Linked DNA regions of Homo sapiens: region 2 is linked to region 1. The links are chromatin loops, found by intact Hi-C in ENCODE. Cell type or tissue: endothelial cell of umbilical vein. All regions are shown on one strand.

Region 1 (5,000 bases):
AGTAGTACAATCTAGTTTAAGTTGCCTTGTTGGTTCTAAGAGAAAAATTCTTTGGGGTTGAAAATTAGCCCATTTTGTAACACATCTCTGTGTACAATTACTGTTAAAAGTTGAATATGTGAAATCTGGTGGCATAGTAAGCACTGATAGAAATTAGGTTATTTATTAATTTATTATTGATTTGCCTTATGATTGTAGAAAGGGTATGTATTTGTATAATTTAATGACTTAATTACTCTCATTGTAAAAGCTGGATAAAATTATATCTGGTCTATTCACATCATTAGTATATTGCAAAGATGCTTGACAGTGGCACTGATGGCTTTGGGTGGTATGATATTTATCAATTATAATTTTTATATAATTGACATTCCAGTTCCTGTTCTGTCAGTATATATCTGTGTGAACTTGATTATACTTAAATCTTTGTGCCTCAGTTTCCCTATTTATAAAACAAATATGTTGAATTAGATTAATTCTTATTCCTTGGGTTCAAAAATTACATAACTGTAAAAAAGCTTTTGTCCATTATAATTTTTTAACCTCACCTAAAAATGCCCAAATATAAAATAATGATATATGTGCACTTCCTAAACATTCATGTGCACATTTTGCATATACCCAGAATATTGGAGCACACATCTTCGCAAGGAATATAGATTTATATCCTAAATTTGCTTTTGTTTCTAAGAGAAGAGATGAAGAGCTCATACCTTACCACCAGCAAGAATAAAAGCTTTGTTTCTCTCCTCTGTTTAAGTAATTAAAATATCTTTGCTCCTTTACTTTATGATTTCCCATTTTGAGGGTCCCTAGGGGTGAGAGGAGCGCTCATTAAACAACTCATCTCTTTCCTGCCTGAATTCCACATAGAGAACTAACTGATGGGGGCTAAGGTGAAGGAAGTGGCTCGGGAAGAGAGTGAAGGAGGCCTGCCTAGTGTACCCAGAGTTAGGGAGTCTCATCTATCCTCTGCAGTCCCTGCTGGCCAGGAGTGGCCCACACAGGGCACATTGCTGTTCCAGTAAAGCCAACTGCACGGACAAACAGAGGAGCAGCAGAGATCGCAGTGAGCAGCCTCCCTACCCAGGAGAGAAAAGGAGAGCAGAGTTGATCAGGCTGGTCTGGATATTTTCCCCAAATTTACAAAGCCAGTGCGTCACTTCACTTCTCCAGAGGAGAAACAAAATGGGAAAATTGGCCCAGAGGAGCACCAAGACTGTGCTTACGGAAAATCACCAGGAAATGGGAAAATGTGTTCCCTCTAAACCTAGAATCATCGTCACTAATAGCTGTGTTCTCTATAAATAAACTTTTGAAAATTAAAAAAGTATAAAATGCCAAGATATGTCGTGTAAAACAATTTAATGTAACTTTTCAAGTAGACTTGTCTGTAATGAGACCACTCTTGGTTTTAAATTTGCAGATGCTCTTTGCAAAGAAAGTAGCATGTGTTTAACATTTACCTTCAGTATTAACTGTGTTAATACTACCATTGCTTATTTTGACATTTTAGTTTTTAACATTTATATTTGGAGGAATTAAAAAACGACTTGATTTCAAAGGAGGTATAACTCATTTTCACAATCTGAGTTCATGTGAATGTTTTAGAAGAAATTTCAGAAATGGCTTTGAAGTTATCTGAGAAAATGTTTACAATTATGCCATTTGGGAATTACAATTCTATGTGTTGGAATTGTTTCTATGGAGATACAAATTGCTGTACAATGTAGAATGTAGTTTGATAGAATGAGAATGTTAGAATTTTCACAGTGCTTAAAGACTGGTAATTAAACTATAACTAGCAAGGTAAGAACAAAATAACCACATCTTAAGTACAGTTTGACTTTCATGACTAAAGATAAAAATTACAGGGAGGTAGGATTTTATTTCACTATAAAGATGAACTTCCTAACGGTAAGAGCTATCTAAGATTGAAATGGGCTGCCATAGTTAAACAAAAAACATAAAATTACTTGGGGATAGTATTTGAAGGGGAGTCACTCATGCTTGTATTGTACTGCATGCCTTCCAAGATCTCTTCCAATTCTAATACTTGTATTCTATAAGAGCAACAGAATCATGCAATGATGAAAACCTTTTCACCAATTTTTTCTTTTGTATTAGTTAATAGACAATACTAAGAGTACACAGCATGCCTCTGCTTGCAATAATAGAAAAGAACCAAGAACATTTAAAATGGGCTATTGAAGGAGACCATTTGAAATAAATTTTTACAAATTAAGGTGTTAAATCATATCTATTTTCTAAGCAGATTTTTAAAAAAGATCCTTGCAGGATCTTTTTTACTGCTAGTATTCCTTTGTTAGTTCTGAAAAGAGATTCTGTGCATTACTCTGTAAATAGTACTGTATATTACTAAAATTTTATTGGTAAAATTATTTGGCTGATTCTAAAGTTTAGAAGAAAAACACTGAACAAAATTTCCCAAAGAACGGACTGTATTAATTTGAAAGCACAGTCCTGGGGAGTTCCCAAGTGGATGGGTTCTAGTGACCTGGCAATTATTCATCAATTAACCACAGCCACTTATTATCTGTATGAATGGAACAAAGTTGATACACAGACCTTGAGGCAACAATGATCAGGATATATGGCTAGTTTTCTTATTCCATCTCAGAGTTACACTTCAGAAACAAATTTCCTTAATATTTGATATTAAGTGTCATGCCCTCAATGACAACTAGGAGGAGCTGTTTGGTCTCGACTCTGCCTCAGAACTCTTTCCATGGGATCAAACATTGCACCTTGTACTGAATTAACCTTTTGTGTCTTTTGACCACATACGTAAAAGGTAAATAAAAATATATGTATTTTAAGCTCTGTTAAAAAAAAAACACAATTGCTGGCCTCTTGGATAATTAAGAGTTTATAACAATGAAGATTGCTTTGTCCTTTGTTCTCAAGATGCCCTCATGGGCTGTTTTAGAAGGATGACCTGTTCAATTTTCACCTCGGTCATCATCTCTGAGTCCTGTTTTTGCACATGGGGACTTTCAGTGCTCCTTACCTCTTCTTTTAGTTTGAAAATAAAGGGTTTTAAAGTCTCAATCTAGGGTCTGCACTGAAAAACGTCTTTTCTCTCTAGTGGTTATGCTAATGCAAGTTCTCCAATGTTACTCTGCATAACTGAATCACTAACTCTGCATTTCAAAGTGCCAACACTGGTAAACCTGAAAATTTATTAATGTAACAAACATTGTGCTGGAAACAAAAATATGGTTTCTGATCTCAAACATTTTAAGATCACATTGGAGAAAAGACACGAACTGTAATATCTTCACAATTGGTAATAGCAGCAGTTAGAAACAACAGGTTAGGCAGTAGAGGACATTTTCTCTGTCACAGAACTGAGAAATTGTCAACATATATACTTTTTTTGGTGTGTGCATTTTGGGGAGTAAAGAACATGGGGATGAGTAAAATTTATAAACCTTTATTTTTTTGCGTCTTCCTAAAATGTCAAGTCTTTAAGAACCCATCAGCAAATAATATTAGCTTGATCATCCTCAAATAATGTTAGATTGAGTCAAATGAAGTAATTATTTCTGTAGGTCACAACAGTCAATATTGGCAATTTCATATGGTTCACCTAATTTTAAAAAAGTGTGCATTAGTTTTCTTTTTTTGAGACAGAGTCTCACTCTGTCACCCAGGCTGGAGTGCAATGGCACAATCTCGGCTCACTGCAACCTCTGCTTCCTGGGTTCAAGTGATTCTCCTGTTTCAGCCTTCCAAGTAGCTGGGATTACAGGCGCACACCACCATGCTCAGCTAATTCCTGTACTTTTAGTAGAGATGGGGTTTTGCCATGTTGGCCAGGCCTCTGCCACCATGTCTGGTTAATTTTTGTATTTTTGGTAGAGACGAGGGTTCACCATGTTGGCCAGGCTGGTCTCAAACTCCTAACCTCAGGTGATCCGCCCTCCTCAGCCTGCCAAAGTGCTGGGATTATAGGTGTGAGCCACTGCATCTGGCCTTGGGTTAGTTTTCTGGGGCTGTAGAACAAATGACCACAAATCTAGCCCGTTAAAACAACACTCATTTATTGTCTCACAGTTCAGTAGGTCAGAAATCTGGGTGGGCTTGACTGGGTTTTCTGCTTAGGGTCTCATGAGGCTGAAATCAAGGCTGGGCTCCTATCTGAAGGCTCTGGAGAAGAGTCTGCCTCCAAACTCAGATGGATTGTTGGCAGAATTCAGTTCCTGGTGGTTGTTGCCAGCGGTTGTTTTCAGAAACTAGAAGCAGCTCTCCAGTCCTTGCACGTGTTCCCCTCCATCTTCAGGTAGCAGTGGCCTTGTGCTTTGAATCTCTCTGACATTTCCTCTGTCACCAGTCTGAGAAAGCTCTTTGCTTTTAAAAGGTTCATGTGATTAGATTAGGCCCACCAGATAATCTGCTTTTAATTAACACAAAAATAACTAATTAATAACCTTAATTACATCTGCAAAATCGCTTTTGCCACATAACATAACATAATCAAAAGTGCAGTGAGAGGTTGTGTAGTAAAGTGGCTAAGGGCATGGGCTTGAGAATCAGACTATCTGGGTTCAAAGTCATGCTCTATCACTAAATTAGGTGACACTGGACAAAGCTTTTTAGCTTCTCCGTGCTTCTGCAAAACAAGCATCATCTTTAATAACCTGCCTTGTTGGTTGGATTTTAAAGGGATCATTCTTAACAAATATTTAGCAGAGTGCCTGGCACATAATAGTTGCTCAATGAGTAACATTTAGTATTATTATTGTAGAAAAAGAAAATGAGAAAGAAAAAGTGAGAGAAAAGAAAGAAGTGAAAGAAAATTGTTGTAGACAGAGTGATCAAGGAAGGATTTATAAAGGAGGTGAGGCTTGAGTTGGATTAAGGTTAACTGAATTTTTGTAAGCATGAAGAGGGGCAATGTATTCATTCTAAATTATAACAAATTTACCAATAAAAGGTTTGTATTTTGTAGAAATGAGAAACTGATTACATCTGCT
Region 2 (5,000 bases), 210 kb after region 1:
TGACCTGTACATTCACTGCATCCCTTTCAACCCATATTCTTCTACATTAATCCATAGGCTCTAAGAACCTAAAGCTTTCTAAACAACTCAAGTCATGGAAACAGCTGTCGGCTCCTTCAGTATAGGTGCCAAATCCTTCCCAGAGTTAAAGTAATAATTCGGATGCCCACCTCTAAATACAAGAACTCCTGACATGTAAGGCATCCTTCCTAACTAAGCCCTTCAGTATTTGTCCACTCTCTTTCACCAATGTCCACTTACAAATTATGCATCATTTTTTTCCGCCTCCTGGATTGCAGACTCCCTGAAGGAAGGAATTGATATGTCCATTTTCTATAAATCTCAAGAAGATCACGTGTTTCTTTCTGAGCATCTAAATGTGTTTATGAACTGTGTGGGTAAATTATGCCTTGGCAAATTAGCAGATTGAAAGTGTTGAATCTCTACATGCCCAGACTTGTAAATTTTGCCACTATTAACTTTTAATACATGTTTTAACTTTTTTTTTTCCTCTTCAAAACTTGGGGTAGTATTTCTCACTGACGACTTCCTTAAGCCAAATTTAACATTTTATAGCTCCAACTGTTTTGGAAGTCAGACAGCCAGACAGTCAAATGCATTAGAAAAAGGCATTCCCAGATTTTCTTTTTCTGTGTCATGTTTATTCCCCTCAAAAGCAGTTGAAAGATGTTTCTCTCCAAGGTTTTCAAAGATCATCTATTCTGTGGATGGCAACTTCACACTCTCAAAGGTGTCCACTATAAAAAGGGAAAAGGAGAGATGTATCGTGAAACTGTCTGGTTAACCCAATATTTGTCACTTTAACTGCTTCTGATGATGCTTTCACTGTGAAACAACACAAAAGGAAGAGTAAAACAGTTGAGACAAGGGGAAGAAATAGCAACTGCCTTAAGTGTCTACCAATTTTACAGGGTCAGCAATGGCCTCTAATTAGAGTTAGCACTGAATCAGCCAGGCATGGTGGCTCACGCCTGTAATCCCAGCACTTTGGGAGGCCGAGGTGAGTGGATCACCTGAGGTCAGGAGTTCGAGACCAGCCTGGCCAACGTGGCGAAACCCTGTCTCCACTAAAAATACAAAAATTAGCCAGGCATCGTGGCGTGTGCCTGTAATCCCAGCTACTTGGGAGACTGGGGCAGGAGAATCGCTTGAACCTGGGAGGCAGAAGTTGCAGTGAGCCAAGATCGCACCACTGTATACCAGCCTGGGCAACACAGCAAAACTCTGGCTAAAAAAAAAAAAAAAAAAATTAGACTTAGCACTGAGTCACGCTTCTTGAGAAGCCCCAGAACAGAGTTCCTATCATAGAGAACCAGAGGGGAGTCTACCCCCAGCACCGAAGATGTATTCCAAACCTTCTAGCAGGGTCCCATGTGAGGTACAGGACTCGGTGAGAGGAGGGGGGCCTGCCTGAGACAAGTGGGGTAGGTAGTCACCTAGAAGACATGTTTTAAGGAAACAAAGACCCATTCACCTACAGATCTGTCTACCACGAGCCTGTCAAATCCAGTTAGAGCCAATCCTTTGGATTAAAAAATATTGGCTCAAACTGGCCTTTTCAATTAGAGGCATGGAAACACACTATGACCTAACTGTCTTTTAAAATCTTAGCACCAACAATTCATTAAGTGTATATCTTTGACTCAGCCACCCATCAAGACTTTGAGACAACACACAGAACACATCATCTTTGGTGGAAGTTGGAAGAGTAAAACACTGCTTGAGATGAAGATGTCAGGGTTGAAAGAAGGCACCAAATAAACAAGAAGTCTTATCAGTGGAGATAGCAAGAAAGCCTGGAAAAGATGGTGCCAAACTGGAAAATATGGTGCTAAAGAGGACAGGAATGGGAATACCAAAGACAAACCTTACTTAGCCATCAGTTTGTCTGCATCAGTACTGTAGAGAGGCTACTAAGGGGGACTATTACAGAAGGAAAACAGTCTGAAAGAGATTATTATAGAGGGAAAGAACTTGAGGAAATTGAAGGATTCTCACACTTTGGAAAAAGTAAATTCTCCTACTCTGGTCCTATTTAATCCACTGTGTGTGTATGTGTGTGTGTGTGTGTGAGAGAGAGAGAGAGAGACAGAGCGATAATTCTTGGAAGCAAACCCTCTCTTTTCTCACCCTGAATTCCATGTTATCACTATTTTACACTGAGTTAGGAGGATCTTCTGCCCACACATTTGTATTATTGCTTTTCTTTTAAGTATCTTAATTCTATAGTAAAATTTGCCATAAAATATTCATAGATGGATGGGCCTAGCTCTTTAGCCATAGGTCCAGCAGGACTTACTTACATTAAATGTACCATGATATTCTAGATGTTTTAGATTATATATCAGAGAGTCAAGTGAAAAATCAGAAAGTGTTTTATGTCTATACAGAATCTTAATGATGTCTTTTTTTTTAAAGTATTATAGGAAGTGTGTTGGAAAAATATTTTGAAAACAGTAGATTTGAAAGCCCCATTTTGCTCACTTTACTCAAGTATCTGCCTCCTTAAGGTTCTAAGATTTGCCATCATCAATTAGCTGTGCAAACCATGCTGACAAAATCCCTTTTAGAATAGTTTCTTTCACCACCAACTTGCTTCAGAGCCTCACAAAATGACTCATCTAAATGAGACGGGTCCTCTGGCCCAAAGGGAACAGCTAAGTGACTGACTAATGTTTTACACTTGGGAGAGAACAGGAAATTAGCTGCATGTTTACTGTGAGGAGACACTGAAGAATTGTAAGGAAGTACCTTTAAATACTTGAGTCCCCAAAAATGTTGCTTCACCATTTGCCTAAATGTTGCTTTTAAGTTGGAAGTGTCTCAGTTTCTAAGTGAGGGTTGGATGGTGTTACTATAAGGCACACAAAATTAACTAATAAAAGTCATTTCAGTTTCAACATTAAAAAAAATGAAAGTCCAAAGTTCCTGGATGAAAGAAAGGAGGCCTCAATTACATTATGACATATTTTACTTTTGTCTCTCTGGTGAGATAGAGTACAATTAACAAGATTCTCTTTCAATTTACAGTTAAGCCAGACATCTAAAACCAAGATGACGATGAAACTTTTCAAGTTGACACATCTTACGAGTTTTGTATGGATTTCAGTGAAATTTTTTCAATGAATTTTTTGAAAGATTGCATGCTTGCCACAAGTTCTACAGTTCATAGGACTGATAGTGTTCTAACCTTTCTTGCCTGCTACAAAATTCCCATGGTCCATACTCTCTCAACCACTGTATAGCTACCATTTATAACCAAAAAAAAGTCACTTTCTAGGTACAGTGTTTTCATAACTTCAGACTTAACCAGATGATCTAGACAAATTATTTTTTTAAAAAAATATTCAGTGAAACCCCTACTAAAAAATACGAAAAATTAGCTGGGCGCGGTGGCGGGTGCCTGTAGTCCCAGCTACTCGGGAGGCTGAGGCAGGAGAATGGCATGAACCCAGGAGGCGGAGCCTGCAGTGAGCCGAGATAGGGCCACTGCAGTCCCGCCTGGGTGAAAAAGCGAGACTCTGTCTCAAAAAAATAAATAAATAAAATATTACACAGTTCTTTTTTATTGATTTTGGTGGGAAGATTTCTACCGTTGATTGTATTGTGTTAGTCTTTTCATCAAAGGACATTTCATTTTCTTTGTCTACCTATTCAGCACTTCCTCATGAAACACTTCACTGCACAGGAATAATAAGTGTTGTCTATTGACTAATGTCAACAGCCAACCCTTCATTATCTTTCCTATTGGGGAAAGAGAAAATATGATTAAATTGAATCTGCTGTTTATCCCAAATTACACTTTTGCTGAGATTTTTTAACATTCTTTGCCACCAAACCTGATGATAACATGCGAAAATTGATCTTTTTTTTTCACCTCTCCCCTGTCCTTTTCTTTGAAGATTCACTGTAAAGAATTTTGTAGACTGTGGACAAATACTGAAATGCCAAAAGCATGTAACCTTTTAGATTAGACCAACAAACAATCACAGACATCATCACATTGGCTTTATCTCATTAGTGTAAATCTATTAAAACAACCACTGAAAGCTACTGTTGCTTTAGATGGATGCTTAGGAGCTAAATTATTTGCTCTATTCACAAGAAGGATTGTCTCCAAAATCCTCCTTAGTTTTGAATAGGAAAGTAGACCCTCATGTCTCTGCAGATTGTCTACACACAATGCACTGGGTCAAGAGTCAAGGATGGCCCTGTCTATTTTTAATTTAGAATAAATGCACAACCAGTTTAGCAAAATGAAATTTGTACTTTTAGTTCTCTATTTTCAGATTTTTCATATGCTGAATGATTTAAGACTTCCATTTGTGCATTCACCTAAAATAAGAGAAAGCTCTCAGCAAAATTTTGAGTAAATAAGTATCTTTAGTATATTCTGTTTTCCTTCTTACTTCCCTTCCCAAGGATCACCCTTATCACCTTTCCAAAATAACAGTCCATCAAGTCAACCCACTATAAACTGAACACCAAACATTCTTCAAAGTTGACCTTTCCTTCATCCCATTCTCCTAGAATTCCGTTAGCTAAGTAATGCAATCTGATACACTATTGTTTTCTAGGGTAACAATGGTTTAATAAATTATTCCTCATAGATGATATATTTGCATTCCAACAGAAATTCTTATTACCTTAAACCCATATTTTCCACACTGTATCTTTGAAGAAAAAGAAGGACATCCTGAAGGCTATTCTGGTGAGTTTCTGACACTTTGAGAAACTGATAATGGAAATACGTCAGGGTTAGGAAAACCTAACATAGTGGACAACAATGCTCAACCTGCCATTTTATTTTTACTGAAATAAAGTGCCAAAGATCACTCAGTGAAAGGGGCACATCATGTGATATAATTCCAGATAGATAGTTCTATTTTCACTCTCATAGAGTTTTCCTCCTCTCCTTAACCTTTCATTTTCTCGCTGCATAAAGTCGCTTCTACCATCTATTGCCTCTGAATCCTTTC

Evidence for each region. Peaks named below come from ENCODE experiments on the same cell type or tissue, not always from the same donor. Only the 100,000 strongest peaks of a DNase experiment are listed, where the experiment ranks them.
Region 2: it touches region 1 in a loop (4-fold over the local background); 3 of 110 quality-filtered maps call a loop at or near these places.

The regions. Positions count from the first base shown.
Region 1 is chr2:215,451,917-215,456,916 of GRCh38, forward strand. It overlaps LOC102724849 (a long non-coding RNA gene), which reads left to right and starts at 1,791. Exons shown (of 4, transcript NR_110607.1): 1 at 1,791-1,809; 2 at 4,976-5,000. In endothelial cell of umbilical vein, a CTCF peak has its summit at 2,702; a DNase peak (open chromatin) is centred at 2,715.
Region 2 is chr2:215,662,329-215,667,328 of GRCh38, forward strand. The region is part of intron 5 of LINC00607 (long intergenic non-protein coding RNA 607); the gene reads right to left. It overlaps LOC102724861 (a long non-coding RNA gene), which reads left to right. Exons shown (of 8, transcript NR_187737.1): 3 at 3,052-3,117; 4 at 4,655-4,732. Among named protein-coding and RNA genes, the nearest start is that of LINC01614, 53 kb to the right of the region's middle. In endothelial cell of umbilical vein, no CTCF peak of the experiment used is centred here; a DNase peak (open chromatin) is centred at 2,683; H3K27ac peaks cover 1,576 bases.